3 separate regions of the Homo sapiens genome follow, and all the other regions are linked to region 2. Evidence: chromatin contacts called from ENCODE Hi-C or POLR2A ChIA-PET data. All regions are on one chromosome and are shown on one strand. Each heading gives the region's core, a stretch centred on a gene start or an enhancer-like site at or near the end of the contact. The rest is flanking DNA. Distances are from core to core; before and after follow the strand shown. Region 1 holds the start of LINC01094 (long intergenic non-protein coding RNA 1094). Region 2 holds the start of ANXA3 (annexin A3). Region 3 overlaps LINC01094 (long intergenic non-protein coding RNA 1094).

The links. Hi-C counts contacts between places; a loop is a spot of excess contacts on that map. ChIA-PET counts read pairs that join two places held with the same protein, here RNA polymerase II (POLR2A). Pooled maps may share reads with other maps.
Region 1: a loop to region 2 is called in a map of endothelial cell of umbilical vein, with 3 times the contacts of the local background. The contact joins the promoter of LINC01094 here to the promoter of ANXA3 in region 2. A Hi-C loop is called at or near these places in 5 of 168 maps with a recorded cell type or tissue (Caco-2, IMR-90, endothelial cell of umbilical vein and 1 more) and 10 of 50 pooled maps. POLR2A ChIA-PET finds 5 or more read pairs at or near these places in 2 of 52 experiments (MCF 10A and activated CD4-positive, alpha-beta T cell).
Region 3: a map of heart right ventricle shows a loop between it and region 2 (2.3-fold over the local background). The contact joins the enhancer-like site here to the promoter of ANXA3 in region 2. A Hi-C loop is called at or near these places in 1 of 168 maps with a recorded cell type or tissue (heart right ventricle) and 9 of 50 pooled maps. POLR2A ChIA-PET finds 5 or more read pairs at or near these places in 2 of 52 experiments (HEK293T and activated CD4-positive, alpha-beta T cell).

The regions. Positions count from the first base shown.
Region 1 is chr4:78,643,731-78,647,595 of GRCh38, reverse strand. LINC01094 (long intergenic non-protein coding RNA 1094) reads right to left here and starts at 1,602. Exons shown (of 3, transcript NR_038308.1): 1 at 1,333-1,602. RefSeq lists an enhancer at 766-1,965.
Region 2 is chr4:78,549,544-78,553,019 of GRCh38, reverse strand. ANXA3 (annexin A3) reads right to left here and starts at 1,250. Exons shown (of 13, transcript NM_005139.3): 1 at 1,161-1,250. RefSeq lists enhancers at 1-830, 134-885.
Region 3 is chr4:78,660,226-78,663,887 of GRCh38, reverse strand. It overlaps LINC01094 (long intergenic non-protein coding RNA 1094), which reads right to left. Exons shown (of 3, transcript NR_038308.1): 2 at 916-970. Among named protein-coding and RNA genes, the nearest start is that of LINC01094, 16 kb to the right of the region's middle. Within about 2 kb of position 1,892, at least 5 of the 41 ENCODE cell types and tissues checked have a DNase peak (open chromatin) inside an H3K27ac peak, as active enhancers do.

The DNA.
Region 1 (3,865 bases), core at 353-2,852, 94 kb before region 2:
GGTCTTGCTCTGTCACCCAGGCTCTAGAGTGCAGTGGCATGATCACAGCTCGCTGAAGCCTTAACTTCCCAGACTCAAGCAATCTTACCACATCAGCCTCCAGAGTAGCTGGGACTACAGGTGCACACCACCACGCCCAGCTAATTAGAATGCTTTATTACACTTGTGAAATTTTCTTGTCTAACCTGAATTTACATTCTATAGTGATAACATAGCATATGTATTGTTATTAAAGTGACTATGTAAAAAAATTAATATAAAACTGTATATACAATATGATTCCAATTTTTTACTTTCATATGTGCAGAGAACACAGAATGAAAAGAAATAGTCCTAATAATTATTTGTCAGTGGTCGACTTGGGTTTTTTTCTATGTTATATAGCTCTGTGTTTTCTAAATATTCAGTCAGAAGCAGATATTTTTCTTATCATTACATGTTTAAATTATGGTGGAGAATTTTCAGCAAATATTAAAATAAGGAACTCCTTGGGAGGCCGAGGCGGGCGGATCATGAGGTCAGGAGTTTGAGACCAGCCTGGCCAATATGGTGAAACCCCGTCTCTACTAAAAATACAAAAATTAGCCAGGCGTAGTGGTGGGTGCCTGTAGTCCCAGCTACTTGAGAGGCTGAGGCGGGAGAACTGCTTGAACCCAATAGGCGGAGGCTGCAGTGAGCCGAGATCGCGCCACTGCACTCCAGCCTGGGCGACAGAGCGAGACTCCATCTCAAAAAGAAAAAAAAAAGGAACTCCTGAGTTATCCCCAGTCCTCCTTGGGTCACTCTGTCCAGCTTCTGATTCCTCTGCTTATTTTAGCTGCAGGCTTTATGAGATCTCCCTAGTATTTGGTACCTCATTCCTGGACTAAGTGGTCAAACGTGTGTAATGGGGCAAAAGGCCTTAGGATGTTGAATAATCGCTGAGCAGGTGGTAAACCTGTGACACTGATGTGATGGATGTAGGAGTGGTCTCCTTGCAGCCCTGGAGCCTTTCATCAGAGTAGGATTTCACCCATCTGAGCTGGCAACAAGCCCTGTTATTCCCAGGACATCTAGAATTCATCAATCGTGCCTGGATTGTTTATTCACTTCACTCATGCTCCTGAATTCTTTGTAGCAGAGTCATTTCCTGTTTAATTCTCTCCAAAGTTTCCCCCTTTGGCCCAGGACTGAAAATTATCTGTTCTACAGTGCATAAAATATTTTTCACAAAGGTAAGCCGTTAGTTATGTATTAGTCTGTTCTGGAAAAAAAAAGTCAAAATAGTTGAGACCTACAGTTAGTCCATGTGATCTGGAAGTGACCAATAGTCATCACAGGGGGTGCACTTACCTAAATCGAATCCGTGTGTATCATTTTCTGCGTTGGTAAGTAGATCCACGTTTTCCTTTGGGAGGCTCACTTTAATATCCTTCTGCTTCTTTAAGATTGGGAAACCACCCAGGCCTCCCAGCTCTTGGCAAGCAACACTCTGACTTCATGTTGTTACTCAGCATTTTGTTCCTTATTGAAATGCCTGGCTCTGCACAACTGGTTTGTAAAGTCTGAAGATCCCCTGGCCATGCCCAGAAACAGCAGCCTCAGGAAGACAGAACTGAAAAGAACACACAGTGAGAACGAGAAGGGCTTTACAGCTCCGGTCAGCCTGACTCAAACCTGTGTTAATAGCCCAGACTCTTGTTGCTCCATCCAGACCTTCCTCTCTCTTCTAGTCACAATCCTACACACCCTTCTAGTAGGAACTCAAAAGCCACCTCACTCAGCCTAAAGTAATCTATCCCTCTTCTGTGTTTCTTATAATACTTTTATTTACTTTGTCTTACAAATTTTCCTTGTATCATACTTACTTATGTATGTATGTCTTCCTACGAGGTTGTAAGTGTTCAGGAAAATTAGAATGATCCAGTTTAGCTTGTACACTTCTCCTTGAGCACAATGCCTTGTACTTATTAAATAAAAATGCTTGAATTGCATGGAATTGAATCAAAATCTAAGAAAATAATCTGCTTTAGAATAGATCTGAGAATGCTGAGTAATGCACAACTCCTGCCTTCTTTGGGGGGACCTGAAACCTTAGGGGGACTTCAATTACTTCTGGATTTGGTATAGCTTCAGCAAAGGCAAGATTTCCCAGGGTTGCTATGGCCTACAGGAATATCAGCCTCCATTGGTCTTAGTGTCTGGCTTTAAATGGTAATGGAATCACACTGATTTTTTATGTTCGTATAGTAACATCATAAAGATACTGAAAATACTGGCAGTATGAAAGGAGAAAAGCAAATTCATTTCTTTTTTGAAAGATAAATCTCATTCATAAGGGATTAAACTTTTATTGTAGATAAGGTGAAATTTGGTAAGTTAAAATGAGAAGAATTTCAAAATGCTTTGTTGGGTGAAAAAAACCTTCTAAAGTAGTATGTTTATTATGATTCTTTTTTTGGTAAAAACAAATTTAAAAAGATAACTTCTATATAAAGTATATGTATACACGCCTGGGGAAAGCATTTGGAAAATTATACAGGCATTAATTTCTCCTACAGTTAAAGTGTCCCTAACAAAAATTGGACATAGCACAATTAGCTGCTTATTGAACATAATTTAATGAATCACTGTTAGTAATAACCAGAACTGACTGGGAACTGGGAAATGATAAAAAGCTGCTGCTTCCCCTGGCTGTAATGGACTGTACTGCAGGCAGACCTGCATGGCAACAGTGATGAGGCATTAGACGGTGCTGAATACGTGGCGGAAAGTGTAAGGAAGTTTGTGTTTCCTTTTGTAGGTTTTGATCTACCTTTTTAAAATTAAAGCTAGCAATAACCAAATACATTTATGGTTATGAAAACAAATTTATTGTTAAAATTACTATTTTTAAAATTCTGTTCTACTGTGAGTTTTAACATTTCTGTTCCCATTAAAACATTTTTTTTTAAAAAAGTTAGTTTTAAATTGCAATTTGGCTTAATTTTAATAGGAGATACACTTTTAAAGGACAAAATCTAAAAGGCACATGCTAGTATTTCTAAATGAGAAATTTTTGTTCCATCCCTATTCCCCAGCCATCCTTCTCCAATTTCAACCAGTGTTACCTGTTTCTTTACATTCTTTTGATAAGTTGAGATTTCTTAGAAATGCACCTATTTTGCAACAGTAGAATAGGCTATATACTAAAATACTAACTGTAGTTATTTTCAAACAACAGGATAATAGGAAATATTTATCTCTTTATAGTTTTCTGGATTATTTTTTTCCCCAGTAAGTAAAAGAATTAAAGATAATTTCTAAAACCATTTTGTTGGACTCTGTGTGACAGCATGCCTAAATATTACATTGTCATCACTTTTTAATTATTCCATTTCTCTGCTTCTGGTCTTTAGTCTTGGTTAACAGTATGGCAATGCAAAAAAAAATTTCCTTTTACCTACTTTCTCTTCCTTCCTCTTCCTCAGTCCATACCTCATGAAAAAAGTAAAATTGCATCAAAGTCATATTCTGAAAAGAAATTTCTTATTAAAATTTTCACTGGGGTTTCTGAATATAATTTGACTCATTCTAATTAAATCAGATTAATTAATACCTGCTATGCTTGGTTCACTAAAGATGTTTTAAGTAACAGCAATAATAATAGCAAATTCTTAGGACACATTTATCTTGCTGGGTTAGGTAGGAAAAGATTATATTTATTTTTTAAATGATTAATGAAATAAAGAAAAGCTTGGAGATTGGAGGTGGGATAATGGTAATTGTCCATATTTACATTTTGAAAATACATATTTTTGAGCTACTTTCACTATGCCTGGAATTAACAATTTTGCTAGACCTTTTCCAGATGTGAGAATTTGATCAATAGCACCATTTATCCATA
Region 2 (3,476 bases), core at 1-2,500:
AGAATTACTCCACAGCGAAGGCCAAATGACTTAAACAGAATTTCAATATATCCTTTCCTGAAAGGGATTACATCATTTCCTTTTACTTCCTCCTCTACGGTTATTTCTAAACAGGTTTCTCTACACAACCACAGAGTTCTGGGAACAAGATTCTGGTTTTCTTTACATTTAAAAATTCCCTTTCTGGTCAGTCTGAAGTTTTCCGTCTTCGTGAAAACCAAAGGTGGTATCTTCATGGAGTAACGTTTTAATTAGTTACATTTTAAAAAATGATGTTGGTGAACATAGTAAATGTATCTTTCCCGGAGGGCAGGGTCTTGCTGTCAGTGCTGAACACAAATCCTTGGAAAGAATTCGGCCTGGGCTATGCAATTTCGTATCAGTAGCCAGAGGGGCCTCCAGCGACCCAGAACCTCCCAGCACCTGCATACTTTCCTATATATGGTCATCTGCAATCAAGTATCCAAATCTTCCACCTGGTGACTCAAATACCAAGGGAATGATTCATATCTAGTCAATAGGATTCTGTTGCAAAGAAAACGGTTAGTCTTTTCAGGAAAAAGCAAACTTCTTGAACTTCCAACCCTCAATATGCAAATCCACTGTTTTCTACCTTCTAAAAAAAATAAGTAAAATAAAATAAATTGCCTATGTGAGGGGGAGAAGATGCTCACAGGATGGGTGCGATTCCAAGTCCACAGAGCAGACCTCTGAGCCAGCCCCGTCTGCCATGCCGGGGACCCGAGGAACCTTCCGACTCCCAGCTTTTTTCTGTCCCCTAGACCTTTAGGACTGGGGAGGCCGAGATGGCTAAGTGGATCCCTTACGCTGCTAGCTGTAATAAGCGAAGCTTTCAGGGAGCGAGGACAGCTGAGTATCAGCTTGGGCCCCACCAAGACCTGGGTGACCCACCCATGGCACGGCACTTTCCCCCCCGTGGGCCCAGTCTCCTCGACTCTGAAATGCAGGACTGAGGTCCCTCCAGCTCCCCACCCACGCAGCTGGGTTGGGGCCGGGCGCGGGCGCCAGCCGCCAGCCCTGCCCAGGGTCGAGCTGCACTCGCGGGGGAACTGGGCGAGGCGCCGCGACCTCCCCAAGCCACCCGTCAGCAGGCGGCTGTGGGCGAGGCTCGCGGGGACGCGCCGGGAGGCTGAACTTACCCAAAGCGCGGTGGGGGAAACTGGTGTGCGAGTAAACTGCGAACAAACTGCGAGCGAAGGTGTCAGCCGCGGGCGCAGGTGCTCCGCGCTGGCTCCGGGTCCGGATCGCGACCGCACCCCTTCCTCCTGCCCCTCCTCCGGCCTCTCGACTCCACCTGATTGCGGCCCCAGGCCCCGGGAAAGGGAAGCCGCGCCCTGCTGCCGCCGGGCTCTATCCCTGTACACAGGCGCCCCAGCTCTGCTCCCTCACCGGTCTCTAAGCTTCCCCACCCTTTTCTCCCTACGCCCTCATTTCGCTCTCGGTTTCCACTACACCTTTACTTTCTCAAATGTACTGCAATGCTTATTTTGTTCTAGGCAGTGTGGATTCGGAGATTAGACTGTCCCTATACCTAAGGAACTCACTGCGTGGCATAGGTGGCGGACACCTAACATTAATAACATTGATCTGGCATTTACTTTGTACCAGGCACTGTTCTAACTTCTTTAAGAATATGCGCGGATTTATTAGGTTGGTGCAAAAGTAATTGCGGTTTTTGCCATTAAAATGGCTCCGACAACAACTCTATGAGGTAGATACTATTATCCCCATTTTATAGATGAGGAAATTGAGATACAGAGACGTTGGGTAACTTCAGCCAATTTACACAGAAGGTAAATGCCAGAGCTAGTGTTTGGAACCCAACTATTTCAGTAATTCCTCTACTAAACGTGTTGACCCTCTGGTATGAGGATTCCAACCAAAGGCTCAGGGAGACGGTAACCTGGAAGGGCATTCTAGGCATTTGGAAGAGCAAAACAAATCATCGAGGCTAAAAGGTTAAAGCCCTACTCGTATGAGGGAATTATGAGCAGTTGTGTGCTGAAGGATGTAGAAAAAGTTACCATGTATTGAGTATCAGGCATTGAAGTGCTTGAATACCTTACCTCTTTTATCTTCAAGGGAACTCTAGGAGGTGCTATTTTTATCACAATTTGCAGAAGAGAAAACTGAGGCTTAGAAAAGTGAAGTGATTTATCCGAGACCACGTAAGTAAAAAGTATTGCTTGCACTCAGTCATCACTGGGCCCCTTATGTATTCACCCGAAGGATTTGAAAACTTACCTCCACAAACACCTGCACATGGATGTTTATAGTAGCTTTACTCCTAAGTATCAAAAGTCGGAAGCAACCAAGATGTAATTCGTAGGTGAATGGATAAATAAACTGTGATACATCTATACAATAGAATTTTATTCAGCACTGAAAAGAAATTAGCTATCAAGCTATAAAAACACATGGAAGAAACTTAAATGCATATTATTAAGAGAAAGAAGCCCATTTGAAAATGCTACACACTATGATTCCAACTATATGACATTCCAGAAAAGGCAACACTACGGAGACAGTAAAAAAAATCACTGGTTTCTAGGAGTTGAGAGGAGGTAGGGTGAACAGGTGGAGCACAGAGGATTTTTAGAGGATAAGCATGGCTGGAGCTGCTTGAGTGTGAGTTGAAGAGATTACAGTCTTGGTCCTTAAGGCTGAGTCCTGGGACCTAGAAACTCATTAGAAATGCAAATTCCCTGAAACCCTGCGCCATCAAGTGATTCTGATGCATCCTAAAGTTTGAGAACCACTGGTTTAAGAGGAGCTACAACGGAGAAGGCAGAAGTGGTCATGCTTAAAAGGCCAGTGCCCTGGGAGCCCTCTCAGATCTACAAATCCGAAGTGATGGGCTTTCTGCAAGAGAGAAGATAGGATGGTGTTCTGCATTCTGTTCTGCATAGTAATTCCTGACTCCCATTCAGACTTCACCACAATAAACTGTTAAATCCCATGTTACCTCAAAAAATTCTGAGATTAGCATGAAATGGGGGAAAATATTTATTATTATTTGTGCCAGACACTGGGTAATGCACTTGACGTACGTGATCTATGTCATGCTTACCAACTAGCTGTAAATTAGGTATGATTGCCTCTATTTTGCAGATACAGACACAGGCTCAGAGGGACTCAGTAAGTTCTACGAGTTGTATTCCAGGCAACTAGGAAGTCATAGGGCTAGATTTATAGCCAGAAGAAAATGAGTAACAGGTGATGTTTTACATGTAGGCTTTATTTTAATTGTTTAAACCATTCAGGATTTAACTTCTTTGATTTCCTGATGGTAACTTTAACAAATGCACTTTTATCATTTTTTGAGTTTTTCTAGTTGTATCAACAGCCCAATTACCACCATTTATATTAGAAACATGCTATGGCATATTATAAAACTATTTTTTCCCCAAAGGATGAGTTTTCTTGGAAGGAAATATTAGAGGATGCTGTTAGAA
Region 3 (3,662 bases), core at 643-3,142, 110 kb before region 2:
TATCCAGACTATATCAAGTGCCTATGTGTATATTCTGTGTATACTGAGTGAGGATACTTAATGTGGGTTATGGTTTTAAAAAGCTTTGGAAACCACCATGTTAAGGCATTATCACCAAAGGAATTTTAGTGAAAATATAGTTTTTGGGTGGATGTTTCAGAGCACACAAGACTTTTTGTTATATGGAGTGGGGCACAGTGGAGAGAATTGCTGAGGGGTGAGGGATGTTGATGTCGAAAGTACAAAGGAGGGCAAATGAGCAAAACTCCACCTAATCCAGTTATACCTAGTGGTGGTCCTAGTCTTTGGTCATGGCTATGGCTAATAAGATTTAAGATATACCTGTGGGTAGCACTGGCAGAAAGAAAGGCAAAAGGGAGAGGGACAGAGAGAAGAGGAAAAGAAAGCAAGAGGGAAAGGTCAGAGTGTTGACAGTGTGAGTTGGAACAAAGATTGGGATTTATGTGTGAAAAAGAGGAAAAGGAGAGATAAGAGCAAAACTAAGAGACGTGCAAGATGAGGATTGGCAGATAGAATAACTTTCAGCTTTCAGCTGCCAGTAACGTAAGCTCAACTACAATGGCTCAAACAATAAATAAATGTATTGATTGGTTCACTGGCTTGGTTATGTCACAAGGATCCACAGTGTTGTCCTCAGTTGCTCTCCCCTTGTGAATATATGATGGCTATAGGATGGCTAAAGCAGGGCTGTGGGTCTGGGATGACTGGAAGAGCAACTGGGATTATGTGCTTCCTTATCCCATTCAAGGAGCAAAAGGCTGGATTCCTGTGGATCTCTGAATGACAAGGGATAATTTTCCAGAATACCCAGCACTCTTCTGCATACATCTCATTGGCCAGACTTGAATCACATACCCATTTCTGAATCTATTACTGACAGATGGATGGCATTACTTAGACCATTCGGATGCCTTTCTGGAGCTGGCATCAATCTTTCCCAGGCACATGACTAGAAGAGAGGAAAGCAAAATTGAGGTTCATTAGGAACACAGGAGATGATTTTTTGCTGAGTAGGCAATCAACAAAGTTCACTGCACACAAGAATTTTTAAAAACTTTGGTAATATATCCTAGTGGCTATAGTAGATTTGATATGGAAAATTTCCATCACTAAAACAGTTTCATTTTTAGAGTCCTATTATGTCATGTTCCTTCTCATAGAAGAATACCTTTGAAGGTATTTAAATAAACTTAAAGAAATCAAGTACAGAGAGTTTCTATTTTCTGTATATTTTACCACCAAAAGAAATCTCAATTTCTACCCCAAAATAATATGCTGTATTCACTCCCTAGAGACAATGCACAATGATTGACCTCCGTTGGAACACACATCATAATACAGAAGCACTAGCCATTGTGTAGAGCTTTACTTCTCTGCCTGATTCCCTCCCCCACTCAGAAGTTATACTTCAGCATTATCCTCCTATGTCCTAGCCAACTTTCTGCATCATGACACAAAGACACTGATGGTTAGGATCATTCTAGCCCGAAGATAGCAAGGGCAAAGCCAGCCAGGCTTAGATGAAACTCACACTGTTTGCTGAATGGCCACGGTGTTTTGAGGTTTCTCTTTATGAAAGGCTAGCATAAAGTCAACAGCCCACAGTTGCTCAAATCTGTGCTTTAGTTTCATTGCCACCACCAAACACTTCTCCACCCAGGAGAATTACAGCTAAGTGTTGTTTTAACTACATCCCCAGGGGAGTATTGAGTAAGACAAAAAGCATGCTAGGTCAACAACAGATCTTTTCTGTAAAAAGGAACATTTCAGGAAAATTAAACAAAGTGTAGAAAAGCCTTAGCTTGCAATCTGTTGTTGCAAAGTTCAAACAATGGCTTTCCTCCCTACTTAGGCAAACACCAAGCAGGAAGCTCTGAACAGAAAAAAAAAAAAAAAAAGACCGTCCAGAGCCATAGAAGAGAATAGCTCATGATGACAGTCATTGTTACTTCATTCCTATTTAGACACAATTAAGGCCATTAGTTCTTTAATTCCGATTCATCTGATTATTTTCAGAAGTTCTAGAGTGAGGACCTTACAATCCTAGAAATCCTACCTGATGAACTCTTAAAAATTGAAGCATAGCTTTTCAGTTATTTCAAAGCTCAGCTAAATCCCCAAATAGTTTGACTCGCCTTCCCTTGTTCCCTGGCAACAATGTGCAGGTAAATTGCTCTACCTGGGATCTCTACTGATGGTAGGGCCTATGGGAAAACAAGATTCATAGCTTGCTCACTGGTGTTTGCAAATATCTTCTGGAGTTTGAAAACTATACTTTTCCTATGTGGACCTTGTGATTTTCTGTTTGGAAAATTTTGTTATTGTCCTCCTCCTTTTCTTTTCCTCTGCTGCATAATTTCAACATTCAGTTTTCCGTTAATCGATGTCATAGTGCCATCCCACAACAATGTCGGCTGAGCTCACTGCTGGCTGCCTTCATAGTGACCAGCTGAAAATATTATAGGACTTTTCCCCATGAGCCCACACTGAACAAAAGCACCTTGCCACTTTTTTCTGTTTTAATATTTGTCTACCCCAAGAGGAGCTGGGCAGAATTCAAAAAATATTTGTCATCTGGGAACAGAAATAAACAAACAGGTCATATGAGAGGTCTTATTTTTTCAGATGCTCTACTGATTATCTCACTTTGTTGACTGATTAATGCCATTCCCCTTGAATAAGTCATTTATATTATCTCAGTTTCTATTCTTATGCTTCCTAAAGTTGACATTGCTAGGATGAGTAAATTCTTATAATAGGTGGGGATTTAGTGAGCACTGATATATTTGACTAAAAAATTTCTTTTATAAAGTGTTTTAAAAATAATTTAAAATTTCAAAAGCTCCTTAGGACATTACCTAGCATTTTAAGGAAAGCCTAGGACACTGATTTTCATTCCCTTCGGAGTTCTTCCAGCTTTAAAATTCTATGAATTTATGAATAGAATAGTTCCCCCTTATCCTTGAAGGATACGTTCCAAGACTTAGTAGATGCCTGAAACTGTGCATAGTACTGAACCCTAGACTGTCTATACTATGTTTTTTCAATCTGATAATCTAGATGGTTGCATCTACAGTGCAGATAACTGGACCAAAAGATGATTCACCTTTGGAAGGGACTGAGCGGAATGCTGTGAGATTTCATCACACTACTCAGAATGGTGCACAATTTAAAACTTATGAGTTGTTAATTTCCAAAATTTTCCCTTAAACATCTTCAGATCGTGGTTGACTGCAGGTAGCTGAAATTATGGAAAGCAAAACCACGGATAAGGGGGGAACTACTGTATATACTTCCTAAGTCTCAGTATGAGATTCTGAATTTGTTTTACAAAGGTTAAATAAATCAGTTAAATATTGACTAGGTAATGCAAATCTATGCAAAAAGCAAAATAATAGTATAATTCTGTGATTATGTAATAATACCTTACACACAATAGGTACTAAAAAACTATTTCTTGATTCTTACCAACTTTCACATTTTCGCATACCAGTTTTCTAACTGTGGAAACTCTATGCAGTAGGATTTTCAAATAGGTGAGTCATTTTATAGCAATATATTTTATAGCTTATACAACTGTAATATGTTTGGAAGGAAATTTATTCCTTTAGTAGGACGAGATCTGTCATTCCTATCATCCT